Linked DNA regions of Homo sapiens: all the other regions are linked to region 3. A link is a contact called in ENCODE Hi-C or POLR2A ChIA-PET data. All regions are on one chromosome and are shown on one strand. Each heading gives the region's core, a stretch centred on a gene start or an enhancer-like site at or near the end of the contact. The rest is flanking DNA. Distances are from core to core; before and after follow the strand shown.

Evidence for each region. A loop is a pair of places that touch in the nucleus more often than their neighbours do. ChIA-PET counts read pairs that join two places held with the same protein, here RNA polymerase II (POLR2A). Pooled maps may share reads with other maps.
Region 1: a loop to region 3 is called in a pooled map, with 4 times the contacts of the local background. The contact joins the promoter of CD3E here to the promoter of DDX6 in region 3. A Hi-C loop is called at or near these places in 4 of 50 pooled maps. POLR2A ChIA-PET finds 5 or more read pairs at or near these places in 2 of 52 experiments (IMR-90 and activated T-cell).
Region 2: a pooled map shows a loop between it and region 3 (5-fold over the local background). The contact joins the promoter of TTC36-AS1 here to the promoter of DDX6 in region 3. A Hi-C loop is called at or near these places in 5 of 50 pooled maps. POLR2A ChIA-PET finds 5 or more read pairs at or near these places in 3 of 52 experiments (A673, HEK293 and activated CD4-positive, alpha-beta T cell).

Annotation. Positions count from the first base shown.
Region 1 is chr11:118,302,577-118,307,590 of GRCh38, forward strand. CD3E (CD3 epsilon subunit of T-cell receptor complex) reads left to right here and starts at 2,154. Exons shown (of 9, transcript NM_000733.4): 1 at 2,154-2,200; 2 at 2,318-2,425; 3 at 4,712-4,732. The coding sequence starts at 2,377.
Region 2 is chr11:118,529,082-118,533,584 of GRCh38, forward strand. It overlaps TTC36-AS1 (TTC36 and KMT2A antisense RNA 1), which reads right to left and starts at 1,694. Exons shown (of 3, transcript NR_120574.1): 1 at 1,423-1,694. It overlaps TTC36 (tetratricopeptide repeat domain 36), which reads left to right. Exons shown (of 3, transcript NM_001080441.4): 3 at 1,573-1,912. The coding sequence ends at 1,835. It overlaps TMEM25 (transmembrane protein 25), which reads left to right and starts at 2,111. Exons shown (of 9, transcript NM_032780.4): 1 at 2,111-2,153; 2 at 2,694-2,790; 3 at 3,069-3,380; 4 at 3,836-4,126; 5 at 4,339-4,470. The coding sequence starts at 2,721. RefSeq lists silencers at 573-867, 1,389-1,668, 1,789-2,228, 2,259-2,358.
Region 3 is chr11:118,789,904-118,794,762 of GRCh38, forward strand. It overlaps DDX6 (DEAD-box helicase 6), which reads right to left and starts at 1,261. Exons shown (of 14, transcript NM_004397.6): 1 at 1,195-1,261. RefSeq lists enhancers at 1-418, 1-56, 1,367-1,476, 2,093-2,648, 3,037-3,146 and silencers at 257-336, 967-1,296, 1,747-2,036.

The DNA.
Region 1 (5,014 bases), core at 904-3,403, 490 kb before region 3:
TTACTTCCATCATTAAAACTTTTTTCATTTTGGCCAGGCATGGTGGCTCATGTCTGTAATCCCAGCACTTCAGGAGGCCAAGGTGGGCAGATCGCTTGAGCTCAGGAGTTCGAGACCAGCCTGGGCAACATGGTGAAACTCTATCTCTACCAAAAATACAAAAATTAGTTGGGCGTGGTGGCAGGCACATGCAATTCCAGCTACCTGGGAGGATGAGACAGGAGGATCCCTTGAGCCCAGGAGGGGGAGGTTGCAGTGAGCCAAGATCGCACGATTGCATTCCAGCCTGAGCAACAAAGTGAGACTTCATCTAAAAAAAACCCCAACTTTTTCCATTTGAATATTATAAGAATTTGATACTGTCACTCACCTTTTTAAAACTATTTGAATACTTCCTACAGCCCTAAGAAAATCCTTAAGAATCCCTAACATAGCTTGCAAATCCCTTCCCATCTGGCCCCTGCTGAGTTTCCTATCTCTTTTATTTTTTTCATTTTTATTTTTTGACAGGGTCTTGCTCTATTGCCCAGGCTGGAGCATAGTAGCACAATCATAGCTGACTGCAGCCTCAACCTCCTGAGCTCAAGTGATCCTCCCACCTCAGCCTCCCGAGTAGCTGGGACTACAGGTGAGCACCATCACATCCGGCTAATTTTTTGTATTTTTTTGTAGAGATAGGGTTTCACCATGTTGCTCAGGCTGGTCTTGAGCTCCTGGCCTCAAGCAATCTGCCTGCTTTGGCCTCCCAAAGTACCATATCTGGCGAATTTCTTATATTATTTCTTACACTCCTCGTTCTCCCTGTTACCTGCCGTGCTGGATTTTCCATTTCTCTTCCTCATCTCTGGACTTCAAACATGCTGCTGCCTCTATCTGGAATGCTTTCCACTCCACCTGGTTCATTGCTGTTCCTCCATCAAATTTCAGCTTAGATGTCACCTGCTCAGGGGGACCTTCTCTTCCCCATCCCACCCCAGACTATCTTAGATCCCTTCTATCACTCCCACAGCACCTGAACGTCTTTTTTCTTAGCATCAATCTCCTGAAGTTATCTGGGGGGTTTTTTAGAGATGGGATCTCACTATGTTGCCTAGGCTGGAGCGCAGTGGCTATTCACAGGCACAATCACACTCACTGCAGTCTCGAACCCCTGGGCTCAGTCAGTCCTCCTGCCTCAGCCTCCTGAGTAGCTGGGAATACAGGTGTACACCATCATGCGGGGCATGGTTATTGGTTATGAGGTTATCTGTTTAATCTCCACATTTCCTTTTTTATCCAAGAGGACTATTTATCTTGTTTCTCCTGTATTACTAGCACCCAGCATATAACTACAGTACAGTAGACAGAAAATATGTATTAAATAAGTGAATTTCATCAAAATGTTTTCTAGAGTCCCAGCTCTGTAATCTGCAACTTAGATAACCTGCCTGAGCCTTAGTTTGCTCAAGTATAAAATGGAAATAAAAATAAAAATAATACTTACCTTAGAGGGTCGTTTTGAGGATTAAATAAGATATATCAGAAAAGCTCTTAGAACGGTGCTTGGATATAGTAAGCATTTGATTAATGCATGCTTAAACATAAAGAAAGGTTACATCAATTCACACTCATACCAGCAGACTTTGACACTATCACTCTTTACCCTGTTCAACATTGAGTCTTGTGTTTTTAAATATTTTTGTAAAGAATATAGGTAAAAAGTGGCATTTTTTCTTTGGATTTAATTCTTATGGATTTAAGTCAACATGTATTTTCAAGCCAACAAGTTTTGTTAATAAGATGGCTGCACCCTGCTGCTCCATGCCAGATCCACCACACAGAAAGCAAATGTTCAGTGCATCTCCCTCTTCCTGTCAGAGCTTATAGAGGAAGGAAGACCCCGCAATGTGGAGGCATATTGTATTACAATTACTTTTAATGGCAAAAACTGCAGTTACTTTTGTGCCAACCTACTACATGGTCTGGACAGCTAAATGTCATGTATTTTTCATGGCCCCTCCAGGTATTGTCAGAGTCCTCTTGTTTGGCCTTCTAGGAAGGCTGTGGGACCCAGCTTTCTTCAACCAGTCCAGGTGGAGGCCTCTGCCTTGAACGTTTCCAAGTGAGGTAAAACCCGCAGGCCCAGAGGCCTCTCTACTTCCTGTGTGGGGTTCAGAAACCCTCCTCCCCTCCCAGCCTCAGGTGCCTGCTTCAGAAAATGGTGAGTCTCTCTCTTATAAAGCCCTCCTTTTTCATCCTAGCATTGGGAACAATGGCCCCAGGGTCCTTATCTCTAGCAGATGTTTTGAAAAAGTCATCTGTTTTGCTTTTTTTCCAGAAGTAGTAAGTCTGCTGGCCTCCGCCATCTTAGTAAAGTAACAGTCCCATGAAACAAAGATGCAGTCGGGCACTCACTGGAGAGTTCTGGGCCTCTGCCTCTTATCAGGTGAGTAGGATGGAGTGGAAAGGGTGGTGTGTCTCCAGACCGCTGGAAGGCTTACAGCCTTACCTGGCACTGCCTAGTGGCACCAAGGAGCCTCATTTACCAGATGTAAGGAACTGTTTGTGCTATGTTAGGGTGAGGGATTAGAGCTGGGGACTAAAGAAAAAGATAGGCCACGGGTGCCTGGGAGAGCGTTCGGGGAGCAGGCAAAGAAGAGCAGTTGGGGTGATCATAGCTATTGTGAGCAGAGAGGTCTCGCTACCTCTAAGTACGAGCTCATTCCAACTTACCCAGCCCTCCAGAACTAACCCAAAAGAGACTGGAAGAGCGAAGCTCCACTCCTTGTTTTGAAGAGACCAGATACTTGCGTCCAAACTCTGCACAGGGCATATATAGCAATTCACTATCTTTGAGACCATAAAACGCCTCGTAATTTTTAGTCCTTTTCAAGTGACCAACAACTTTCAGTTTATTTCATTTTTTTGAAGCAAGATGGATTATGAATTGATAAATAACCAAGAGCATTTCTGTATCTCATATGAGATAAATAATACCAAAAAAAGTTGCCATTTATTGTCAGATACTGTGTAAAGAAAAAATTATTTAGACGTGTTAACTGGTTTAATCCTACTTCTGCCTAGGAAGGAAGGTGTTATATCCTCTTTTTAAAATTCTTTTTAATTTTGACTATATAAACTGATAAGTCCTCTCTACTTCACAGATTAAGAAATTGATACTCAAAAAAGTTAAATAACTTGTTTTAAACCACATAGTAAGTGCCGAAGCCAATCTGTGAGACCAGGACTGTTTGTACTCTAAATGGCTGCACCACATGAGGCAAAATGGCTCGTGATGGTTTTATTTCAAAGACCTAGAAAACACTATCACAGCTGGTGCTCCCGTCTCAGACCCACAGCAACGATGTCTCCACTTCCTGCTTCATCTTGGGTTTCTCACGTCTTGAATGTGCACACAAATCACCTGGGGATCTTGTTAAAAATGCAGCTTCTGTTTCAAAAGACCCAGACTGGAAATGGAGATTCCGCATGTCTAGTACGCTCTCAAGTTTATTAATCTGCTGCTGGTCCTAGGAACATATTGAGTAGCGAGGGGCAGGATGTGACTCCTGTAAGGAGTGGCCAGGCATTTTCTTAGAGACCTGTGTTATAAAGTATGCTTTTCCTTAAAAAAAAGAAGAAGGAGGAGGAGGAGAAGGGCCAGGTGCAGTGGCTTACGCCTGTAAGCCCAGCATTTTGGGGGACCAAAGTGGGAAGATCACTTGAGCTCAGGAGTTCAAGACCAGCCTGGGCAAAGTAGTGAAACCCCATTTCTACAAAAAATTAAAAATTAGCCAGGCAAGGTGGCACACACCTATAGTTCCAGCTACTTGGGAGGCTGAGGTGGAAGGATCACTTGAGCCCAGGAGGTCGAGGCTGCAGTAAGCCATGATCAAGCCACTGCACTCCAGCCTGGAGTGTCTCAAAATAGATAAATAAATAAATAAATAAATAAATAAATAAATAAATAAAAGAGACAGTATCAAAGACCCAATCACCTCTAGACATCTGGCATCATAGGAATGTGCCCAGTCTGCTCTGGGGATAGGAAAGTGGGGATCCTGTCTCCCCCTGTGTAGAGGTTTCAGTAAAAGAAAGGCCTAGGTGTGCAGAAAGCTTTCAGGCAATGCCAGGGAAACTGATCATTGTAATGAATCCAGGGTATTGCTGAGTGAGGGCATCCTGGAGGGCCCGGTGGAAATGTGGTCAGGCTCTTCAATGCACAGGCCCTAGTTGATGAGTAATCAGGGTTTCAAATATTTCCATCTCTGTCTCAAGCAGAAAACAAATGGAAAAACTGAACCACCAGAAAAGCAGAGCCAGAGATGGAACAAGAATCCCAGTGTTTGTACCCAACCAAGAGCGTGTTTTTCTTCCACAGACACCAATGTTCAAAATGGAGGCTTGGGGGCAAAATTCTTTTGCTATGTCTCTAGTCGTCCAAAAAATGGTCCTAACTTTTTCTGACTCCTGCTTGTCAAAAATTGTGGGCTCATAGTTAATGCTAGATGCTTCCTTCCTCTATTTCCCCCCAAATTTCCTGGGAACCCCTGGTCAATACCAGCAGTAAGTTCCACTGTTCTAGGGTGTAGAAATGGCTGTGACCCAGCAGCAAGAGGGAAGGACATCAGATGTCATCAGTGGTCATACTGCAACACAGCCCTTTTTCTGTTTAGGAATGCAGGTACCCACAACATTTACTAACACTTTTTTTTTCTTATTTATTTTCTAGTTGGCGTTTGGGGGCAAGATGGTGAGATATGCTTTCTTTCTTTCTTTTTTATGAAATCACCCCATCATTCTTTGTAGTTATGAATGGAGCTTTCTCTTAGGCCTCCCACAGAACTTCCACAGAGGTCAGGAAAAGGAGTTTCTGCCATCTACCCCTTTGACTTTCCTCACAAGTCTGGAGATATTTCTAGCCCAGAAGAGGGAAGCAACAGAGGCAGGAAATAATGAGTCTTAACCATACAAAAGAAAAATTGAGACTTAAATGAAGTTGAAAGCACTAACAGTTTTCATTTGTTTGCATTTC
Region 2 (4,503 bases), core at 444-2,943, 260 kb before region 3:
ATAGCAGTCACTATGTACCAGGCATTAATCACTTTACATACAAACTAGTAAATCAATCCTCACAACAACCCTAAAAAGTATGTACTATTGTTATCCCCAGTTTATAGATGAAGAAACTGAAGCATGAAGAGGCTAAGTAACTTGCCCACTATCATACAGTCAGGCAGCAGCAGAGCTGGGATGTCAACCAGGTGGTAGGGCTCGAGTGTGTGCTCTTAATCCCCACATGATACTGCTCCTCGAAAAGCTCCCAGTCCAGGAGGCAGGGCAGACACATAATTCTGAGACCAGCAAAACAAGTTCGAGAGGGGTCAGCGTGGGACCTGTTCCTGAAGGGCGAGTTTTGAAGGATGAGTGGGAGTTAGTTGGTGGGTGGAGAAGGTACAGTCTGTAGAGGTCCAAAACTCCTGCTGCATTCAGGTTATTCTAATTAAGTGAAGACAATGGGACCATGCTGGGGACCAAAGATGAGGCTAATGTGAAGGTATAAACCACGGAAACCTAGTACTACTTGACTGTTAGGAGCAGTGGTGACACAGGTGCTCCCAGAACCAGCAATGCCAGGCTAGGGAGTTTTGAGTCCACTCCAGGAACAATGGGAACCTCCCAGGAGCCCCTTATCCAGGCTTATCTGCCCCAGATCACTGGAGACAGCCTGCAGACCAAAACCCCAGAGAGATGCAGTGGTGATTCCAACTGGAGATTCCTCCAGACCAGCTCCTCCGAGGGAAACCAAGGAGTACTGCATTCTGAGCGCTTCTCCGGAGGCTCAGGCTCTTTGGGGGACTAGAGAACATGAGTGAATTGAAGCAGAGCCCGAAAGAAGCCAGCCTGGTGGACTTTAAGAAGGTGGCTGGCTGCCTGAAGTTCTGAGTTCAGAGTTCTGAGGCCCAACCCAAGTATTTTATGAGAATAATAACAATAAAAATGGTGCAGGCCAGCTCTGGCTCCAGGACCAAGGAAATTAGATACATGGAGATAACCAAAGAATGATGAAAGGCAATCAGTCCAGGATACAGGGGAGAGAGAAGGTGTTCTAAAGAAAGCAATGGAAAAGAGAAAACGGCCCTCAAAAGGAAAACAATGAGAAACTGTCTTGATTGTACTTGTAAGAAATGATTGTGCGGTTAATATTATTTTTTGAACCCTGACATTCAGAGTCAGTCACCTGGCACATAGTGGATGCTTAATAACAGGTGTGGAATAAATTGGCTGCTACTTGCCCGGGCAGTGGGCCAGACTCATAAACATAGTGGCCATTCAGAATCCTGCAACGTTCATGTTTTCGTGTATTAGCGGTGGAAAATAATAGGAACAAGGCGAGACCTGGACTTCAGTCCCAGCTCTGCCACTAAGTGGCTTGGCTGTAGAGCTTAACTCTTCCACAGTCTTCATCTGTGTAATGGGAATAACGATCCGTACCTCTAGCAGGTGCGAGGCGGGTTGTAAATGGCCACGCCCGGGAGCCGCAAGAACCACGGTGATCCGCGCGGCCGCAGGTGGGCTGGGGCTCGGGCAAGGCCGCCCTGGCCTCCGCTGACCCCCGCCCCGCCCGTCTCGTCGGTCCCGCAGGCGCCCTGGAGGATCTGGAACGCGCGGTGGAGCTGAGCGGCGGCCGGGGCCGCGCCGCCCGCCAGAGCTTTGTGCAGCGCGGACTCCTGGCGCGGCTGCAGGGCCGAGACGACGACGCCCGCAGGGACTTCGAGAGGGCGGCACGGCTGGGCAGCCCCTTCGCGCGGCGCCAGCTGGTGCTGCTCAACCCCTACGCCGCGCTGTGCAACCGCATGCTGGCCGACATGATGGGGCAGCTGCGCCGCCCCCGTGACAGCCGCTGAGCGCCGCGGACCCGGGCGTCCGCGGGCGAGGGGACGGGACTGGGCCCTGAACCAATAAAGCCGTCGGGCCTCACCGACTCCGCCTGCTCCTGCGTCCTGCCCGCGCCCGGAGAGAAGGGCACTCGGGGGTACTCGGCGCGGGCTGGGGACCAGCCGGGGGGTGGTGAGCCGCGGCCGCCCACCTGCCGGGTAAGGGCCCCTCGGGCCCGTGGTCGGGCATCGATTGGCCCCGCCTGGCGCAGCCCCCGCCCCTGCAGCGGACTGCGGTGCTCATCAGACCTGAGCAGTTGCTCCGGCGGCGCTCGGGGAGGGAGCCAGGTGAGCCGCCCCGGTGGCGGGGGGCGGGGGCGGGATGCTCGGCGACCCCACCCTCCGACCCTCTCCTCTTCCGCCGACATCCACCGGAGCCACCAACATCAGGAAAGGGGGCGTAGGGCGAGGGATGGGAGAGAGAACAGGGCAGGAGAGAGGATGGGAACAGGGCAGGAGAGAGAATAGGATTAGGAGAAAGGCGATCCCTTTGGGGGAGGGGCGCGTGGAGTATGTGTGTGAGTGTGCGTGTGTGCAAGGTGTGGTTGCACGGATGCTCGTTGCTTCTGCGTATCTGCGGGTGTGTGCCTCTTTGTATTGTAGCCTGGAGTCAGTGCTCGCTTCTGCGCCTGCAGGATGTCCATGTGTCTGCTGGGTGGGTCTGTGCCTTTGGGCTTTGCCGTTCGTGTCCGTGCCTTCGCCACTGGGGGCTGGTCTACATTTGCGTTTCCGTACATGGTTCTTTTTGTTTCTGGAGAGTAAATTCCTGGAGCAATTGCTAGGCCTGCCTGCTGTCACCTGGCTGACAGGCCCGCCCCCTTCTCTCAGCAGCCTAGGGCCTAGGCCCGGGCCACCATGGCGCTGCCTCCAGGCCCAGCCGCCCTCCGGCACACACTGCTGCTCCTGCCAGCCCTTCTGAGCTCAGGTACACCCCTGTTCAGTCGTTGACCAAGTCCTTCTGGGTTCCAAAGCCCCCTCTCTCCCCTGTCTGCACTTCTGTTTGGGTACCCACTCCAGGCCCCAAGCCCTGGAGTCCCTGTCCCCTTCACCCACCTACCCTAGGTCCAACCAGCCAGTCCCTGGTGAGAGGACTCAGGTGCCCTTTCCTTTGGCCTGCTGCTCTTCTCACTGGGCCAATTCCTGGTCACAGCACAGTACCAACCGTGCCTGAGCCCTTCCCAGAGGCCTCCTGCTGTGTTCCAGGTTGGGGGGAGTTGGAGCCACAAATAGATGGTCAGACCTGGGCTGAGCGGGCACTTCGGGAGAATGAACGCCACGCCTTCACCTGCCGGGTGGCAGGGGGGCCTGGCACCCCCAGATTGGCCTGGTATCTGGATGGACAGCTGCAGGAGGCCAGCACCTCAAGACTGCTGAGCGTGGGAGGGGAGGCCTTCTCTGGAGGCACCAGCACCTTCACTGTCACTGCCCATCGGGCCCAGCATGAGCTCAACTGCTCTCTGCAGGACCCCAGAAGTGGCCGATCAGCCAACGCCTCTGTCATCCTTAATGTGCAATGTGAGTGGCCCTGAGGTGGGCAGGGAGATAGGTTCTTTGCCCAGGGACCCCCAGCACCCACCAGGCAGGTGGTCCGCAGGACATTTAGCAGACACTTAAGCACTTTGCAAATATGAACTCATTTGATCCTCTGAGTAACCCCATGAGGTCATTACTATTGTCGTCACCATTTTACAAATAAGAAAACTGAGGCAGAAAGAGGTAAGCAATCTGCCCAGGGTGATGATCCCGCTGGTAAGAAGCAGAGCCAGGATTCACATCTGGGCATTTGGCTCTAGTATTTACACTCATAATCACTCCGAAATGCTGCCTCTCTGGCAGACCCAGCCATCCTGTTCCTCAGCATCCCCTCTGAGGAGAGGCCCAGGCCCCTGGCTCCCATCTGGGTTTGGGAAGAAAGGGCTAGAAGTATGAGGGGCTGTGGTGAGAGCATATTGGCCTCTGCTTTGTACCAGTCAAGCCAGAGATTGCCCAAGTCGGCGCCAAGTACCAGGAAGCTCAGGGCCCAGGCCTCCTGGTTGTCCTGTTTGCCCTGGTGCGTGCCAACCCGCCGGCCAATGTCACCTGGATCGACCAGGATGGGCCAGTGACTGTCAACACCTCTGACTTCCTGGTGCTGGATGCGCAGAACTACCCCTGGCTCACCAACCACACGGTGCAGCTGCAGCTCCGCAGCCTGGCACACAACCTCTCGGTGGTGGCCACCAATGACGTGGGTGTCACCAGTGCGTCGCTTCCAGCCCCAGGTGAGCATGGCCAGCAAGCGGCCCTGCAAAGCTTCAGGTGGGCTCAGGGGTCCCGTCCCCATACAGAAATGGGAATACTTGTTGCCCTGTGGTTGGGTCTTGTGGATGAACTGTCCCCAGCCACCCTGGGCAAGGAGGGCAGAGTAGTACCTATGGCATGTTGGGGCTGGGGCACTACCCACTTGGGACCTGACACAGAGGACATCCTCCAGGGCTTCTGGCTACCCGGGTGGAAGTGCCACTGCTGGGCATTGTTGTGGCTGCTGGGCTTGCACTGGGCACCCTCGTGGGGTTCAGCACCTTGGTGGCCTGCCTGGTCTGCAGAAAAGAGAAGAAAACCAAAGGTAGGCCAGGGACACTGGGGGCAGTGTGGATGA
Region 3 (4,859 bases), core at 11-2,510:
GTTTTCTACATTTTCAAAAACAAAAAACAAAAAAACAAAAAACAAACAACAAGAAACGTAGACTAGTTGGGAGGAGCCCCTAGCGGAGTTAATTACAGCACTTCACAGATCGTAGTTAGCAATTGACAGTTTCACACCCAAAACAGTATCGTCATCGCCAACAAGAGCTTTTGTTTGCAAATGCAGCGCAGTTTTTCTAGCTTTGCCTGCAAGTTGGAGTGACTGGGTTTTATTCTGAAGGGAAATGGGGGCTGAGGAAGAGAAAGGAGAGAGATACGGGAAAGAGTCATTGACTAATGACTGGAACCCCGTAACTGAAAGGAAATTTCTTGTCCCCCCGCACCCCGCCCCACGCCCCAAACACACACACTTCTGACCATAAACACAAAAGGTTGGGGCTCTGCAATCTTATCTGCGCAATATGAGCCAGCAACCGCTCCATTAGTAGCAAACAATAGGGACTCCCCCAAGGAGGCCCCAAATGGACCCCCTAAACCAGAAATCCCCCTCCTTTCCTCCAAGAGTCGGGGGCTCCATAAATACCCTCTTGTTATTGACCCGCAAGGCCTACTGCAATCAAGCAGCGGCCGGTTTGCTTCTAAACCGAGCCCTCCAATACAGCATGTCCCTGCCGCCCCCTATAGGGCCGCCTCGTACCCTATAACCTCCACCATCATCCCCCTAAGTCCTTGCCGCCCCCTTCGGCCTCATATTCCCTCATCTTCGATAAAGCTACTCCGAGTACTTAGCCTGTTCCTCCTGCCGACCCTGCTGCGCACCACATTCCTATATTCGCCTCCTCTCAGGCGCTCCCACCCCACACAGCTGCCGACCGCCTTCCTCCCCAGGCCCGGCCAGGCCTTAGGCCTCCGCCCGAGAGTCCCCCAGAGCCGGCCCGGGGGGCTCCCCACAGCCCCCAAAGCACCGCTGACCTCGACCCCACCACCTCACCCCAAGCCTCGCGACTCGGGCCCGTGTCCTACCAACGAGGCCACTCCCGCTCGGCACCCTCGGTCCTTTATTGTTGACTCGAAGCTCCCAAAATGGCGGACGCTCCTTCCTCCTCGGAAACCTCCGCCCGCCCCCACCCAGCCCTCTCGCTACGGCCTCCTCTCGCCCCCGCCCCCGCCCCGCTCCGAGGGGCGCGCAGGCCAGCCGCCCGAGCCGCCGGCTCCCCCGGCTGTCCAGCCCTACCTCCTCCGCTGCCCGCTCTCGTGGCGCCGCCGAAGTCGCCGCCTGGCTGAGCTAACTCGGCTCCTCTGCCCCCTCCCTCGCTCGCCCGTTCGCCCGCCCGCCGCCTCCTCCCTCTTTCCCTGCCTCTCCGCATGGCGGCGACCGCGGCTCCTCCTCCACTCAAGATGGCGAAACCTCGGCCGCCGCGGCTATATTCGCCGCGGCGTCACTGCCTTCCTGGCCTGGTGGTGAGAGGAAGTCGGGCCGCGAAAGCTTCCTGAGGAGAAAATGGAGGGCCCTTCTCTCACACCGACGAGAAAAGTTCGAGGGGGAAATACGAGTTCCTTTCTGAAGGGACAGGACGGCTGCTTTTCCACAGCCGCGACGTGATTGAGAAATGGTGGCTGGCAAGGGTAGGCCTGCCTTCGCCCCTCCAAAGTAAAAATCGGGAGTTGAGACCAGAGGAACATCTCTTTATTACATGACTAAGGATATGTTTTGAAAACTGGCCCCCGGGCAGCTGCTCGGGGACAGGAAGCTGACCTGACTTCTCCAGCTGGCCGGGGAGGCTGATGCCGGGCCTAAGGGGCCGCGTCCGAGCCTCTCGGGGCGCGCCTCCATGCAGGAAGGCGCGGAACTAGCGACCCGGAGACGCCGGGCGCGCGTCTGAGTGTGGGGGCAGGAAGGGGGGCCGACCGGGCCCGGAGGCCGCACCAGGCAGGAGGGAGGACTCCAGAGAGTGCGCGGGGGGCGCTGCGCGGTGGGACGGGGCGAGCCTGTAGGGCGCGCCTGGCGGCGGGTAGGCTCCGGGCTTGAGGGTGCGCCTGGGGGCGCTGGTTGTGGGGGAAGGCACCGGGCTTGAGGGTGCACCTGGGCGGGGGAAGTCTTCGGGCATGAGGGCGCGCCTGCGGGTGGTATGGGGGGGTACACCGAGCTTGAGGGTGCGCCCGGGGGGCTCTCATGTGAAGGGTACCAGGCTTGAGGGCGCCCCTGCGGGGGGCGCAGAGGCACCGAGCTTGAGGGTGCGCCTCGGGGGTCTGCGGGGGGAAGGCACCGGACTTGAGCGTGCGCCGGGAGAGGACGGCGGGGGACCGGACTGTGAGGGCGTATCTTGGGGGACCTGTCTAGGAGGAACCGGGAGGTGAAGGCACAACTGGGGGTGAGGCGGGGGCAGGGGCCGGGCTGTGAGAGTGCGACTGAGGGGGGATTACTCCGGAGAGCACGGAGCTGGGGGCGTTGCGCAGGTGGAGTGGGGAGGCCTGGTGGAGAGGGTAGCAAACCGAGAGAGCGCACCGGGGTGGTGGGGGGAGAAGCTGGACTGTAAGGTGAAGAGTTAGTAGGGCGCAACCGTCTTCTCCTGCCCTCGAAGGGCAAGACTGAAGAAAGTAGGGGCGGAGGAGGCCGGGCCCTCCACTAAAGGGAGGGAAGCTAGTGAAGCGTCAGTTATAATAGAAATAGGAATTCAGTAAGGAAATGGAGAAGCTTAAGGCAAAGGGTGACTCTCCGGCCTGACCCTCACTATGAAGATATTTATGTATGTTCCCATAATACTTTTCAGATCCCAATGTCTGTGTTTATCCTTGACAGAAATAATAGAACTGCTGTCTTCTTCCAAGTTAAACAAAACTTTGGAGCTAAAAGCTAGCTAGGTCAAGAGAAACAAAATCTAATCCTCACCCAATTGAGAGACTGAATATACAAAGAATGGCCAAACCTAACCATGACCTCCTACCCATAACCTCTTCAGTAATCGGCCAGAAGGGTCAGGACTTAATCTTTAACCGGCAGCTTCCCTATTTCTTGCCCCTGCTTCCAGCTCTGGGCCAATCAGAGAAAGCCAAATGTGCTCCTCACACCAATCGCGTAAGAAGCCCTGCTTCTAGTATAGCCCTCCTCCAACTTCCCGATGCCAACATCCTCCAATCAGAGCCAACCTGAAGTTTCTCCCTTTTTTCAGTATATGTAAAGCTTTTCCACTCCCCTGCCTGCCTATGAGTCTGTTAAATCAAGTGATGGGTCGCGGCTGACTCTTGCCAGCTCTGAGTAAATAGCCTATTCTCATTTGGTGGTCGTTATTTCTACACAGCCGGTGGGAAGGTGGTGGAGAATAGTGAAGACTATTCTTAAGGTTAAAAAGAAGGTTCGGCTTACATTTTTTTTTTATTTTAAATTTACAGCATGGCGTCTCCAGCCCAGGTTTTAAAATACCTTCTAATGTAAGGAAATAGCCCTGCACCTTGTGCCCATCCTAGAGAGAAAATGGTTTCTTAATAAAAAATGTATGAGGCCTTTTTTGCCCCAATATCTTCCCAAGCAGAGGAATGTGAAGGGGGGTTGGGCCAAGAAGTGAGTGGTAGGAAGAGAGGCCTACGGATTTAAAACAGGCCACTGCTTGGAGGGGTGTCTTTCCTAAACCACTGAAGAAATTGAACCAGGCAAAGGAAGGGGGTTCACACCCACAAATAAACTATAACCTACAAAAGGAGCCCGGGTTCACATCCACAAATAAATTGTAACCTACACAAGGAGTCTGGTTGAGGTCACAAAACAAAAGCCAGGAGGCAACCAAAAGTAGAATATGAAATAGGTGCTGCCTTCTCACCTAGGAATCCTTCCAGGGCTAAAACCTTCAAATATTCTGCTTTTAAGGTAGTCAGATACCCTCACAACTCATTTACATCAGCCCTTCTCTGTTTTCAAGTGAGAAGCATAGATGGTTTAGAATTAAGCTATGAACTCTTGGATCTTTTCTTCCAAGTTTAGTGTTAGTGGTAGATAGGTCTAGTCCAACTATCTCAATACATTGTTTTCTCCCTAGTTAAAACAGATTTGCAAGAATCATTTGTATGACACTTTAGGAATACAGATAAATTGCTAGTGCAAATAATATCCTTATATTTATAAAATATATGTGTACTTTTAAAAAAGTTATATGAATCCAATCCTCTGGCCTTTTAGTTAGTATTGAGTGTGATAGTTGTGGGAGATCTGTAGTAAATACGGTTTCTGAAGGGTGTGCTATCATCCCTAATGAACTCACCTATTAATTGTGGTAAAGAGTTTTTCACTTGGGCTGGGCACGGTGGCTCACGCCTGTAATCCCAGCACTTTGGGAGGCCGAGGCAGGTGGGTCGACTGAGGTCAGGAGTTCCAGACCAGCCTAGCCAACATGGTGAAACCCCGTCTGTACTAAAAAAAAAAAAAAGAAAAAAAATAGCTGGGCATGGTGGCAGGTGCCTGTAATCCCAGCTACTTGGGAGGCTGAGGCAGGAGAATCCCTTGAACCTGGGGAGGCGGAGGTTGCAGTGAGCCAAGATCGTGCCATTGCACTCCAGCCTGGGCAACAAGAGCAAAACTCCGTCTCAAAAAAAAAAAAAAAAAGAAAAAGAAAAAGAAATGAAAAAAAAAGTTTCCCAACATGTATTAGCCGTTTTCATGTTGTCTGTATTCACCTTTGCGTCATCACCCCTCTTCAATTTCCTCCTGGAATTCAATCACAGTAATGGGTTATCTCAGCATATATTATTCGCCAGTCTCACATCCTGACCTCATTTATTTACCTAAAAATAACCAGAACGAAAAAAAAATCACAGATTAATTTACACTTGATTTCACTTTAACTTCAATTTAAAATACTTAGAATCCAGAATTCCTAGTAAGTTGAACCTGGAATACGCAGACCTGTG